Regions from separate parts of the Homo sapiens genome. Here regions 2 and 3 are each linked to region 1. A link is a contact called in ENCODE Hi-C or POLR2A ChIA-PET data. All regions are on one chromosome and are shown on one strand. Each heading gives the region's core, a stretch centred on a gene start or an enhancer-like site at or near the end of the contact. The rest is flanking DNA. Distances are from core to core; before and after follow the strand shown.

Region 1 (3,976 bases), core at 621-3,120:
TGGGAAAAAACAGCAAAACGTCATACTTAATCATACAATAAGAAAAATCACTTGATATTTAATGCATAGCTTGACAGTTATATAAGCCTGAACTTAAAGATATTTTGGTCAAATGGGCTTAAAACATTTTATTGATAGGTAAGCACAATTCAAACAAGTGCGGCGTAAAACTTAAGACTTTTGGAATCTCAAGTTAAATTAGAAACTTTTAAAACCTGGAAAGGCAAAACTTAGATGGGATGACAGAGATGAACCCTGGCCTTGGACTACTGGCAGAAGCGTGAAGAATGAAGGAGATATCTCAAAAAAATAGTCTATGCCACCAGCATATGCTTTTCTCATGTCCCTTGATGTCCATAGCAGCATTTACCACTCTGCATTGTAGTTGCTTCCTGACTGTATCATTTTCCAGGCCCAAGAAGTCCTTGAAGGTTTCAAATTTTGAATACCTAACATAGTATCTAGCAAATTGAAGTCATTCAGTGTTTGTGGAGCTCAATGGCAACTGACAATCTCGATTCTTTGTATATGTTTAATTTACTTAATTTGTACATGGTTTGTATACTTGCATTCCTATTGCAATGGCCCACTGCCTGGAACACAGCTGGCACGTGATAAGCATTACATTGTAAATATGTAAAAGAATAAATTTGCCGGCCAGGCTCGGTGACTCACGTCTGTAATCCCAGCACTTTGGCAAGCTGAGGCGAGCGGATTACCTGAGGTCAGGAGTTCGAGACCAGCCTGGCCAACATGGCGAAACCTCATCTCTACTAAAAATACAAAAATTAGTCGGGTGTGGTGGCGCGTGCCTGTAATTCCAGCTACTTGGGAGGCTGAGGCAGGAGAATCGCTTGAACCCGGAAGGTGGAGGTTGCAGTGAGCTGAGATCGCGCCACTGCACTCCAGCCTGGGCAACAGAGCGAGACTCTGTCTCAAAAAAGAAAAAAAAAGAAAAAAAAGAATAAATTTGCCTACATTAAATAGCCGACTGTTAGGTGGATGCACATAGAGGAGTAAGAATACAGCAAGAGGGGCACACGAAGAAAGGCTAAATCTCTGGGGTTTGAATGGGGAAACAGTAGGATACAAAGCTAATGAAGGTCTTTAATTATCCAAATATCAGTGAAAAACAGCAAGGATCTTCCGTTTATGCCCTGAACCCCCTTTGTCTTAAGTGCTTAAATATGCTTAGCTGAAAAGACACTGATTCCATCTTTCCTCATTTAACAATCCTTTAGAATAATTTCTAGAGTAGAAATGGAGTTGATAGTGGCTTCCAAAGAAAAATCAGAATCCCTAAGAAAAATACACGGTAAATCCTTTGCAAGGGAGTTATGGTTACAACAGTTTTGAGTCGTTTTGTTCTTGTTCCTTTATCTTGTTCAACTGCAGACCTTCACTCCGGCGGTCTCCGTGGGCATTTAACCCTTTCAGCTTTAACGATGAAGTGGATCCCCTTCAGCATGACATAACTCATAGAGGAGACCGTAACGAGGGTGGGCTTCTGCCACCCAAATGCGGCCACAGACTCCTGCCACGCCTGGCAGTAAAAAAACCAGAGTTCAGGGCATCGACAACTTCACCGGGGCTATTGCGCAGGCTCTGCGTTCCACGCAGGCTTATTAGGAAGAAAGGGGAAAAAAATTTCCCAGAGACACGTGGAACCGAGGGGCCAACCCCGGCCTAGGCTCTCCACCGCATCGGATTCTGGAATTTACGATCACGAAAGTTCTATTGTCCCGCGATTGGCTCCCGGGCCGCATGACATCATAGCGCTTGATTCATCCTTCGGGTCCCGATTGGCTGGCCGCGCCATTGTGACGTCACGGTCAGCCCACGTTCTGATTGTAGATAGCCGGCGCCTTCCTCTTCCCATCGCGCGGGTCCTAGCCACCGGTGTCTCCTTCTACATCCGCCTCTGCGCCGGCTGCCACCCGCGCTCCCTCCGCCGCCGCCGCCTTGCTGCTGCTCAAAGCTGCTGCCGCCCCTTGGGCTAAAAGGTAAAGCCGTCAGCTCCGGGAAACTTCGTCGGGGGCCGCCGCTCGGCCATGACACCCGCGCGAGCGCGCGGCCGGGAAGCGGTCAGAGAGAACTGCCGTTAGGTCTCGGACCTGGTGCCGAGAAAGAGCTGCCGGGGCAACCCGCGCTCCGCCCGCGGCCTCCAGCTCCGCCGGCTCCGGGGTACAGCCCGGCTCCTCGGGCGCGGGGAAAGGGGTGCGGGTGCGGGCGCGGGCGGCTCGCCCCACGCCGAGGCTGAGGCAGGGCGCTCGGGAGCGTTCTCTGTGCTGCGGTCCCACCTGTGCGCGCTGACAGGCGCCGCGGGGCACGACACCGTGCCCACACCAGACGCGGAGGGATGGATCTGTCCGCCTGGGTCCTCCCGCCCTGCGGGCCGGAGCGCGCGGCGGGAGAGCCGGGGGAGCGCTCTCGGAGGGAGCGCGCTTTCTTTGGAGTCGGCGAAACCCGGGTGAGTTCGAAGAGCCTGTGCGAGGGTCTGCGGGCACCGGGCGCCGCTGGGGGGACTCTCCGGCCTTTCCTTTTTGTCCTGTTCTCTCCGCTTCCGTTAACCCTGCGGACCTTCCGTCCGCCCCTCGGAGGGAAGCCTGCTAGCTCGGGACCGCTTCAGTTTTTATTGAAACCAGACAACGGCAGCCCTTGGTACTCAGGGAGGGATGAGGCTGGTGGGAAAGCGAGAGGGCGGGGACTCGGGGGCGACCGGGGCGGCCCTTTCTGGGAGCCTGATCCCTGGAGAGGCGGGAGCGGTTGGCTGCGAGGGAGGCGCGCGGCGGGGGGGCGGTTGTGCTCTGCGCCGGGGGAGCTAGAGTGTGTGTTGTCTTGCGAGTTGTAAGGAAAAGTGCCTTTTTACTGTTTCCACGCCGGTAAGACTCTCCCACCCCACCACCTCGGGTCGACGGAGCAATGCCTAGAGCAAGAGTTGTTCTTGCTGAACTGCGTCTTGCAACCGTTCCGTGTTCTTGCACTTGGCGGTTCCCCCCGCCCCATCCACAATTGTGAATTAAGCTCCTTGATTGCAAATTTGGAGAATGCATTTGGCCAGTTATGCAAAGTGGCGGAGGTGGCGGGGTCGGGGGCGGGGGGTCTCTTTCGGAAGAATCCAGTGCATGGTTTATTAGCTAGACTGAGGAACCGAGAGGTGCTAGATGGGATTTGTGGGGAGCGAGCAGCCTAATTTGTTTTAAATAGCGGGACCCGTGGCAGGAAGTGCTTCATAGAATTGTACGGAAGAGCTGATGTTGCTTGTCAGGTTTTGTAACTCATTCTCCTAACCGCTTGGCAGATAACCTGTTGGTCTGCACTTGTTTTGCTTGCACGTCTCAGCCAAAAGCATTTCGTGCAGAATCTACAGATAGAAACAGGCGGTTTTGCATTAGATGGCCGTGGACAAACATTTTAGCCTTCCATCTGTGATTGGGGACAAGTGGGTTACTTTTCTGGTAGCTCAGACACTGCCTGGGATTCTCCAGGAAAGCTCTGCACTTGAAAGGGAAATGTTACTCATTTTCCTTTTAGATTTTTACCCTAGATTCTAACTTCTTATTGCCAGGAACTTTTTCTGTACTGTTTCTCTTTTTGCATTTTCGTTTCTATTTCTAATTGAAGACAAAGGGGAAATTTTTATTGATAGTTACAGATAGGTAATGTTACAGAATGTAGTACAGAACTTTGCTGAAAAGCGACAGTAGAAGGCTTACTAAAATTTGATGTTTTTCAAGAAAAATATCTTGTAACTTCAGATATTGACCTCACCTCCTTGACTCAATTTCCTTGTCTATACATGGGGATTTTATGTGGCAGGATCATTGTGGATTTCAAGAGATAATGCAAATGAGAGCCCAGCATTGAGTCTGCCAAATGGTGGTTTGAAAATGTTTCCTTCCCATTCCCTGAAATCAACAGCTTCTTCTTGGTTACAGACCTTAATTTTTGGATGTTCTGTTTGCAAGAATCTTTT
Region 2 (3,976 bases), core at 445-2,944, 1.2 Mb after region 1:
TGTGGCAGGATGAGCAACCGCAACCCGTGGGCAGCAGTCCCCATTCTCTGATTCCTCTTGATTTCTTACGGAAATGGAGAGTTTGGGCTTGTGGGACCTTTGAACATGGATATCAAGGTCATTCAAACTTACCAGAAAACATGTTTTCTTAAAGGTTCTGTCTTTTTATAGTGGTGAGTGGGAGCAGGAATACATTTGCTCCCCTCCTGGTTTAAGGAAAATCAAACAGAAATGTGAATGGAAGTTGAATTCTCCAGGAGTGAATAAGAGGGGACAGTACGATATTTTGACTTTGGAGGCAGGCTATGACTAGAACTCCTTCCATCCTGTGGCCCTCAAAGATGTGTTCTGCAAAGACCCTTGAGGGCAAGGGGATAGGTAGAAAGTTGGATGACAATGTTCACTCATGTTCTCCAACCCTTGCCAGAAGTGTGCTAGCTTGCTCCCCTTCCCTCTCCTCCCCTCCTCTCCTTTTCTTTTTCTTTATTCCTTTCTCTCTCCTTCCTTCCTTTCCTTTACCTTCTTTCTCTCCCTCCCTCCCTCTCTCCCTTCTTAACTTCCTTCCTTCCTTCCCTCCCTCTCTCACTCCTTCCCTCCCTCTCTACCTCCCTCCCTCTTCTTTCCTTCTTTTTTTTTCTTTTGTTTTTGAGACAGGGTCTCACTCTGTCACCCAGGCTGGAGTGCAGTGGTGCCATCGCAGCTCACTGCAGCCTCAATCAAACTCCTGGGCTCAAGCGATCCTCCCACCTCAGCGTCCCCATCCCTGTGCCCAGCTAATTTTTGGTATTTTTTGTAGAGATGGAGTTTTGCTCAGGCTGGTCTTGAACTCCTGAGCTCAAGAGATCCGCCAGCGTTGGCCTCCCAAAGTGCTGGGATTTATAGACAAGAACCCTCATGCCTGGCCTGGCTGGCTTCTTTCTAACAGAGAGAAGACATTATTTAGTCTTAGCCTTATATGTCTTGTCCAGTTTTATCAGGCATTTTAGCCATAATATCCCAAATATGAAAGTGACCCTTTTTTAACACTCCTTTTACCTATACCTGGCATTGTTATCTAATCTTTACCTACATGACCTCTGCCCTTCCAGATGGAAAAGATCCCTCCTGTTAAGGACAGCTGGTATTTGGCCACATCATGTTTGTTTTCTGTTCTGCCAGGTGACTTCCGGGTGACAGCTCTGCGACTGCGCTTCAAGATCACCCTGCTTCTACTCCCAGAGGCATACCCCTAGTTCGCAGGGAAGTTCCATTTCATCACAGACCTGGGAAGCAGAGAGAAGCTTGTTGCCATCCTTCCCCCACACCTTACTACTGCTTTGAACCAGTGTGCTGCATTGAAAGAGATAAGTAGAAATAGTTGAACCAAAAATTACATGATCCCATAGTTTGTGCTTAAAATAAACAAAGAAGCTGATCTTTCAGTGAACATGTTTTTATTGAACACCAACTTAATTTCAGGAACATTTCAGGTACATTGTCAGAAATAAAGACTCTTAAGAATGTATTATTATGTACCCAATACTGGTTTCAGGCCTTTACATGTATTCTCATGAAACTCTATGAAGTAGATATTATTATCAATATTCCTACTTTACAGATGAGGAAACCCAGGCCTGGAGAGGTCAAGCAACTTGCTCAAGTGGCACAGCTGGAGAGTGGGGAGCTGGGACTTGAGCCCAGGTAGTGTGTCCCCAGCACCTTCAACTAAACTCCATTCTGTGCTGCCCTTTGGAACACCCACTCAATGGCCTTCACACTCCATGTCCTACTTGGGAGGACATGTGATCTCAACAGCACTCACAAATGAAGGCTTTCCAGACAGGATATTGAAGATGGTAAGATCAGTCTCATGTATAAAGCATTTTTTAAAAGTAAAGCATATTATATGCTAGTCATATGTACTAGGGTGAATGCATGTATGCTACATGCTAGTAGAATTAATAGTTGGAATATAAAAATACCCTATAGGCTGGGCACGGTGGCTCACATTTGTAATCCCAGCACTTTGGGAGGCCAAGGCGGGCGGATCACTTGAGGTCAGGAGTTCAAGACCAGCCTGGCCAACATGGTGAAACCCTGTCTCTACTAAAAATATAAAACTTAGTCGGGTGGTAGTGGTGCGTGCCTGTAATCTCAGCTGCTTGGGAGGCTGAGGCAGGAGAATCGCTTGAGCCTGGGAGGCGGAGGTTGCAGTGAGCTGAAATCGTGCCACTGCACTCCTATCTGGGCAACAGAGTGAGACCCTGTCTCAAAAAATAAACAAAAACAAAAACAAAACAACAACAACAAAAAACAAAACCCTACAGTGAGCAATGAGCCTTTATGTATTTTTTGAGTTCTTCTCCTATTTTTTTTTTAATTTGGCTCTTTCCTTCTACATACAAGTGCCTGTGGACACAGCATTGTCCTTGTGCTGTTGCCATTTACAGCAGTAAAACAACAGCTACTATTTCTTAAGGGCTTATATTTGGCTCTTTATTAACACTGTCTGTTTTAAGCCTTACGGTAACTGAGGTTGGTATCATTGTCCCCATTTTACAGATGAGTAAACTAAGGCTTGTGCAATGTTAATTGAGCTGCGGAGAGGATATATCACAGCTAATAAATTAGAGGGGCAGCATTCAACCCCAGGTCTTCCTGAATGCAAAGATTTGTGCTAGTAAGCTCTGTGTTCTCCTCTGAGGTCACTGTGGTGGGCTCTAGGCACTTATGCTACCCCATTTGTGTCAGAATACAGCATGTGAACACACATGTCTATAGAATTTTAAACCCAAATATTTACTTATTACTGTCTAAGTTCCAGACACACACCATAAAAGATACAAATCTTAAAAGATAAACTGGAAGGACAGGTCAGAATTCTCCCTTAGTAAAAGGTAGCGATTATGAGAACTTAGCTCATTACAGCCTCCATCTCCTGGACTTAAGTGATCTTCCTGCCTCAGCCTCCCAAGTAGCTAGGACTATAGGTGTGCACTACCGCATTCAGCTAATTAAAACAAAAAAAATTTTTTTTTGGTAGAAACAGCATCTTGCTATGTTGACCAGGCTGATCTGGAACTCCTGGCCTCAAGCAATCCCCTGTCTTAGCCACCCCAAATGCTGAGATTTTAGGCATAAGCCACTGTGCCTGGTGTGACAGGTACTATTATCCCTATTCTACAGATCAGGGAACTGAGAAATGATTGCTTAGTGAATAGATATCTTGGGCTGAATAGATCAATAGAGACTTGATGATACATAATGTGCTAGGCATATTTGGTGGGATAGGTAAGAATTATGCCTTGGAACTAGCCATGCTATAACTTGCAATTCAATTGGATCACACCATATATACATGTCTAATTTCTTTCCTTAGACTGTTAGCCCCTAGTGAGCAGGAGCCCTGTCTTCTATGTCTCATGCTCTTCCCCTGGCTGGCTTAGGGTTGGCACAAACTCCATCCTCAAACTCTTTCTTGACTGTGTGTCTGTCAAAAGCATGTAAGTGGCTGCAGCTGTGAGTGCAAAGGCACAGAACAGTGTGTGTTGAGCATTAAAATCTTGCTCACTTTTGACTCCAGGACTCCTCTTCTCTTCCTTCCTGGGAGCATAAGAATATGGTGAAAAAACCAGAATTGTTTTCTCAAGGAAAGTTTTAGTAGGTAATTTCAGTTGCAGTTGAATCTCTTCTGTTTCTCCAAGGACTGGGCATTGCCAGCCCTGCTGTAGCTGGTTGAAGGGGACCAAACCTCTCAGGAAGACGGACTTGGTTCCGTTTGACCAGCCAGAGCAGGGGGCATCTTTCTTCTGAGGTGACTGCAGCCTCTAGTGTGCAGGTATCTTGGTGTGTCTCAAGCATCATTTGTCTAAGCCTGTAATGCAAAAAGAAGCAGCATTAGCATCTGTCAAATGCCAGGAGCTTGCCTTGTCCAGAATGTCCTCTTACATGATTTGTACATACATCTCATACAATTTGTACATACAAATCATACATA
Region 3 (3,976 bases), core at 538-3,037, 1.0 Mb after region 1:
ACCGGTTCCCATGAGAGAAGCTCCAAACCTCAGTGGGAAACCTAAAGCTCTCAAACTGTCTTCATGTACTTTATTATCATTTTTTTAAGGTGTTGGGGGTAGGGGATGGCGATTTAAGAGGAGGGCAGGGGCCAAGATCCCTTGTTTTTCTTCCTCTTTTCTCCAAGCAATTAACAGATGGAAAGGTCTCAACCAATGAACAGATAGAAAGCAGCAGCAGGCCTTGCTCCTAGGTAGAAAATGGGGTGGGGAAGAATCAGCCTAAGGCTCCCCTCCACCTCCACCTCTCCTGGTGGGGTCCAGTGAGAGCAGTCTAGCACTGCTTGGAGGGACTTTAAGTGGCTTTATGAAAAGGCCTGCCATCTAAGATGGTAACTTGAGTTAATAACTAAGGAGGAAGCAAAGGAATTCATGTAGCACAGAGTTGTGAGCCCGATGAAGAGGCGGTATTGCTAAAGTCGGATCATGATGTCTTACATCAAAAGAAATCATAAGGCAAAGAAAGGAGAACAGAAACTCTCATTTCCTCTTGATCACTGTCGGTTGGCTAAGTTGTCATTTTCAAGTGGAAGATGCCAAAAAGTCCAGTAATAGAGTAATTTTTCAGACAGGTAGACAGGAAGCATACTATTACAATGAGACTACAGTAAGTCTCAAGGTGGTGGCAGTGACTCCCACCTAGATAGAATTTTAGGAAATATGTTTAATTACTACATGAAAAGATTCATGGAAATCATTAAAGTCCTAAGTGCCAGAATATGCAGTCCTGCCCACGTCAAGAATTTGCCAGCAATAACAAGCACAGACTTTCCAGTCACAAACAGCTACCTAGAAAGAAATGACAAAGTACTGATTCTTTTTCCAAGCTGCTGATCCGATAACGAACATGAGATTTAGTATCTATAATGGCTGTCTCACTTCATCTCCTGTGCCTGTCATAATTCCTAGCACATTAAAGGGGCTCAATAAATATTTGTGGAATGCGTTGCTGAGTTCATAATATTTACCACGTTGTATTTATTTTACTACCTTAGAAACAATCTCTAAGACGACAAGTTATAGCCATCTTAGCAGAGATCCTGTGAGATCTGGTCTTTTGAATTAATTTTAAGATGTTACAGCAACTAAAGGCCTTAGTTAGGATTAGGTGAGTCCAACATGCTTGTTTTATAAGGAGAACACTTGGGACAGAGAAAGGGAGGGTAACTTTCCTAAGGTCACACACCCTTTGGAGCTAGAATATGCATGCATCTTCTGACTCCTAGCCCCACCTAGGATGGACACCAGCTCTTAGAGAAAGAGCAGCTCAAAAAACACATCATGATATTATGGAAGTAGATTTTCATTAAGTAAGAAACAGCAGGAAAGCACTGCAGTATGAAAGAGAAAGCACTGCAGTGGTGTGTCAAGAATGCTTTGCAGTCTCAGTTCCTCCATTAGGCAGCTGATTAGACATTCCAAGTGACTTGGCAATGTGAGAGCGCTGAGATCTAGAAATATCCAATGCTAATGTTAAAGTCTATTCTTCCATGTGGTTTTTCTTTCTGAAAACTTTAAGGAATAATTGATTTTTTTTTCACTCCTGTCAAGCAGGTCCTTCCTCATAATAGATTGAAATATAGAGTGAATTTTTTAACTAAAAGGCAGAAACCCGAGATTGAAAAAGGTCTTGGCTTTTTGTCTTAAAACAAAACAAAAACAAAACAAAAAACTAACCATCTTCATGTGCCTGCTTGTGGGGGACGTTAGATGATCAGGGCAAGTAAAACTGGTGAAGCAGTTTGGTTTGTCAGGGCACTCTTTGAATTTAGTGTGTGGGAGGGACTTCCTGTAGAATTTTGCCAATTTTTTTTTTTTTAATTTTTATTTTTGAGACGGAGTCTCACTCTGTTGCCCAGGCTGGAGTGCAATGATGCAATCTTGGCTCACTGCAACCTCTGCCTCCCGGGTTCAAGGGATTCTCCTGCCTCAGCCCTCCCTAGTAGCTGGGATTATGGGCATGCACCGCCACGTCCGGCTAATTTTTTTTTTATTTTTATTTTTGTATTTTTAGTAGAGACAGGGTTTCTTCATGTTGGTCAGGCTAGTCTCCAACTTCTGACCTCAGGTGATGCGCCCGCCTCGGCCTCCCAAAGTGCTGGGATTACAGGCATGAGCCACTGTGCCCGGCCCTTATTTTGGTTTTTCAGGGCACTCCTTGATTTTAGTGTGTGGGAGAGACTTCTGTAGAATTTTGCCAATGTGTTTGCTTGGTGAAGAGAGTCAGAATAAGGGAGGAGACCACCCCTCATATTGTCTTATGCCCAATTTCTGCCTCCAACAAAAGAAGAAGTAAAAACTAAAAGGCAGAAATGAAATCCACAGGCAGACAGCCCGGCGCCGCGTCCTGGGCCTGGTAGTTAAAGATCAACCCCTGACCTAACTGGTTATGTTATCTATAGATTCCAGACATTGTATGGAAGAGCATTGTAAAAATCCCTGTCCTGTTCTGTCTCGTTCTGATTACTGGTGCATGCAGCCCCCAGTCACATACCCGCTGCTTGCTCAATCCATCAGAACCCTCTCATGTGGACCCCTTTAGAGTTGTGAGCCCTTAAAAGGGACAGGAATTGCTCACTTGGGGAGCTTGGCTCTTGAGACAGGAGTCTTGCCAATGCTCCCAGCCGAATAAATTCCTTCCTTCTTTAATTCCGTGTCTGAGGAGCTCTGTCTGTGGCTCGTCCTGCTACAAGAAGGCCAGGAAAAATGAAAAGTCCTTTAGAAGGAAGGGGTCATTAAGGAGAGGAAGTCTGTGTGAGGAAAAGAATGATATCCACACTAAGAATGAGTCTTATTTTCTCTGAGCTGTTTTACTTTGGCTCTTGTATTGCTGACTGATTCTGTAAGAACATGGAGGGAAGATACTGATGTGTGGTTACACAGATATAATTTCATTCATACCTGCATTCACTTCATAATGGAAGGCCTGATATTCATCAACTAACTCAACCCTGAGCTTCCACGGTTACCTGGGGGAAAATTTCATTGACTTTTATTAGGAAAGTCACACACACTCACACATCACTGTACCCAACTCAACTCAAAGGCCTCCACCACCCTCAAAGCATGCTTTCAGCATCAAGCTCAGGGGGGACTGCAACATCTTGCACAAGCTGTCCTGCAAAGGAGAGCCATTGCTGCTGTGCTTGTGGCTGAGAGTGAAGAGGCTGAGCAGGTGGCTTCCCTGGCCCAGACCATGCAGGTCAAACTGAATCAATATTGGAGAACCAAAGCAGGTCATCTGTTCTCTGTTCATAGAGCCAGATGCTTGATCTCTTAGAGCCCACAGGACCAGAGCTCTCTCCACATTGTCCCATCTTCAGCAGGACCTCTGAGTGGGCAGACATCCCCGACAGTTGGAGGCAAACCTTCCTGATGTCTAAGGAGACATTTTACTTTATCTTTGAAAAGCTGGCCACACATCTTCAAAGGAAAACCATCCACATAAAATTGCCTCTGTCTGTGTCTCAGAAAGTAGCTACTGGGTTGCATTGCTGGCCTCCCTGGTGCCTCTGTGTCTTGCTGCTAAGTTCCTTGGGGTAGACAGATCTATTGCTGAGCATGCCTTCTATGAGGTTGTGGATGCCATCTGTGCTATCGCCTGGAAAACCAGCCTGACTTTGAGGAGGTGCTGAAAGATAGCACAGATAGAGAAGTTCTGGACCAAAGATGGCTTCCTAATGTGTGCTGGGGCTTCTGGAGGTACACATATCGAACTGTCCTGCCCCAAAGGGCAGGAAAGTAACTATTGGAACTGGCATCAATACTTTTTCTGTTAGAAGAAATTTAAAAATTTAATAAAGGAAATGGATAGATAACAAAGTGAACAAAAGGAAAATAAATGTAGGATTTTAATTAAAAGATCCTTAAATGAATTGTGTTTCTTTTTTTTTTTTTTAAGACAAGGTCTTTGTCTGTTGCCCAGGCTAGAGTGCAG

The links. A loop is a pair of places that touch in the nucleus more often than their neighbours do. ChIA-PET counts read pairs that join two places held with the same protein, here RNA polymerase II (POLR2A). Pooled maps may share reads with other maps.
Region 2: a loop to region 1 is called in a pooled map, with 3 times the contacts of the local background. The contact joins the promoter of LINCMD1 here to the promoter of ELOVL5 in region 1. A Hi-C loop is called at or near these places in 2 of 37 single-sample maps with no recorded cell type and 5 of 50 pooled maps.
Region 3: a map of naive thymus-derived CD4-positive, alpha-beta T cell shows a loop between it and region 1 (2.4-fold over the local background). The contact joins the enhancer-like site here to the promoter of ELOVL5 in region 1. A Hi-C loop is called at or near these places in 1 of 168 maps with a recorded cell type or tissue (naive thymus-derived CD4-positive, alpha-beta T cell), 3 of 37 single-sample maps with no recorded cell type and 11 of 50 pooled maps. POLR2A ChIA-PET finds 5 or more read pairs at or near these places in 1 of 52 experiments (activated B cell).

Annotation. Positions count from the first base shown.
Region 1 is chr6:53,346,844-53,350,819 of GRCh38, reverse strand. It overlaps ELOVL5 (ELOVL fatty acid elongase 5), which reads left to right and starts at 1,870. Exons shown (of 8, transcript NM_021814.5): 1 at 1,870-2,003. RefSeq lists a silencer at 2,030-2,469.
Region 2 is chr6:52,148,741-52,152,716 of GRCh38, reverse strand. It overlaps LINCMD1 (long intergenic non-protein coding RNA, muscle differentiation 1), which reads left to right and starts at 1,694. Exons shown (of 3, transcript NR_131248.1): 1 at 1,694-1,835. MIR133B (microRNA 133b) reads right to left here and starts at 3,794; the gene lies at 3,676-3,794.
Region 3 is chr6:52,302,607-52,306,582 of GRCh38, reverse strand. All of the region lies in intron 1 of LOC124901329 (a long non-coding RNA gene), which reads left to right. Among named protein-coding and RNA genes, the nearest start is that of MCM3, 20 kb to the right of the region's middle. RefSeq lists an enhancer at 373-442 and a silencer at 2,098-2,392. Within about 2 kb of position 1,787, at least 6 of the 41 ENCODE cell types and tissues checked have a DNase peak (open chromatin) inside an H3K27ac peak, as active enhancers do.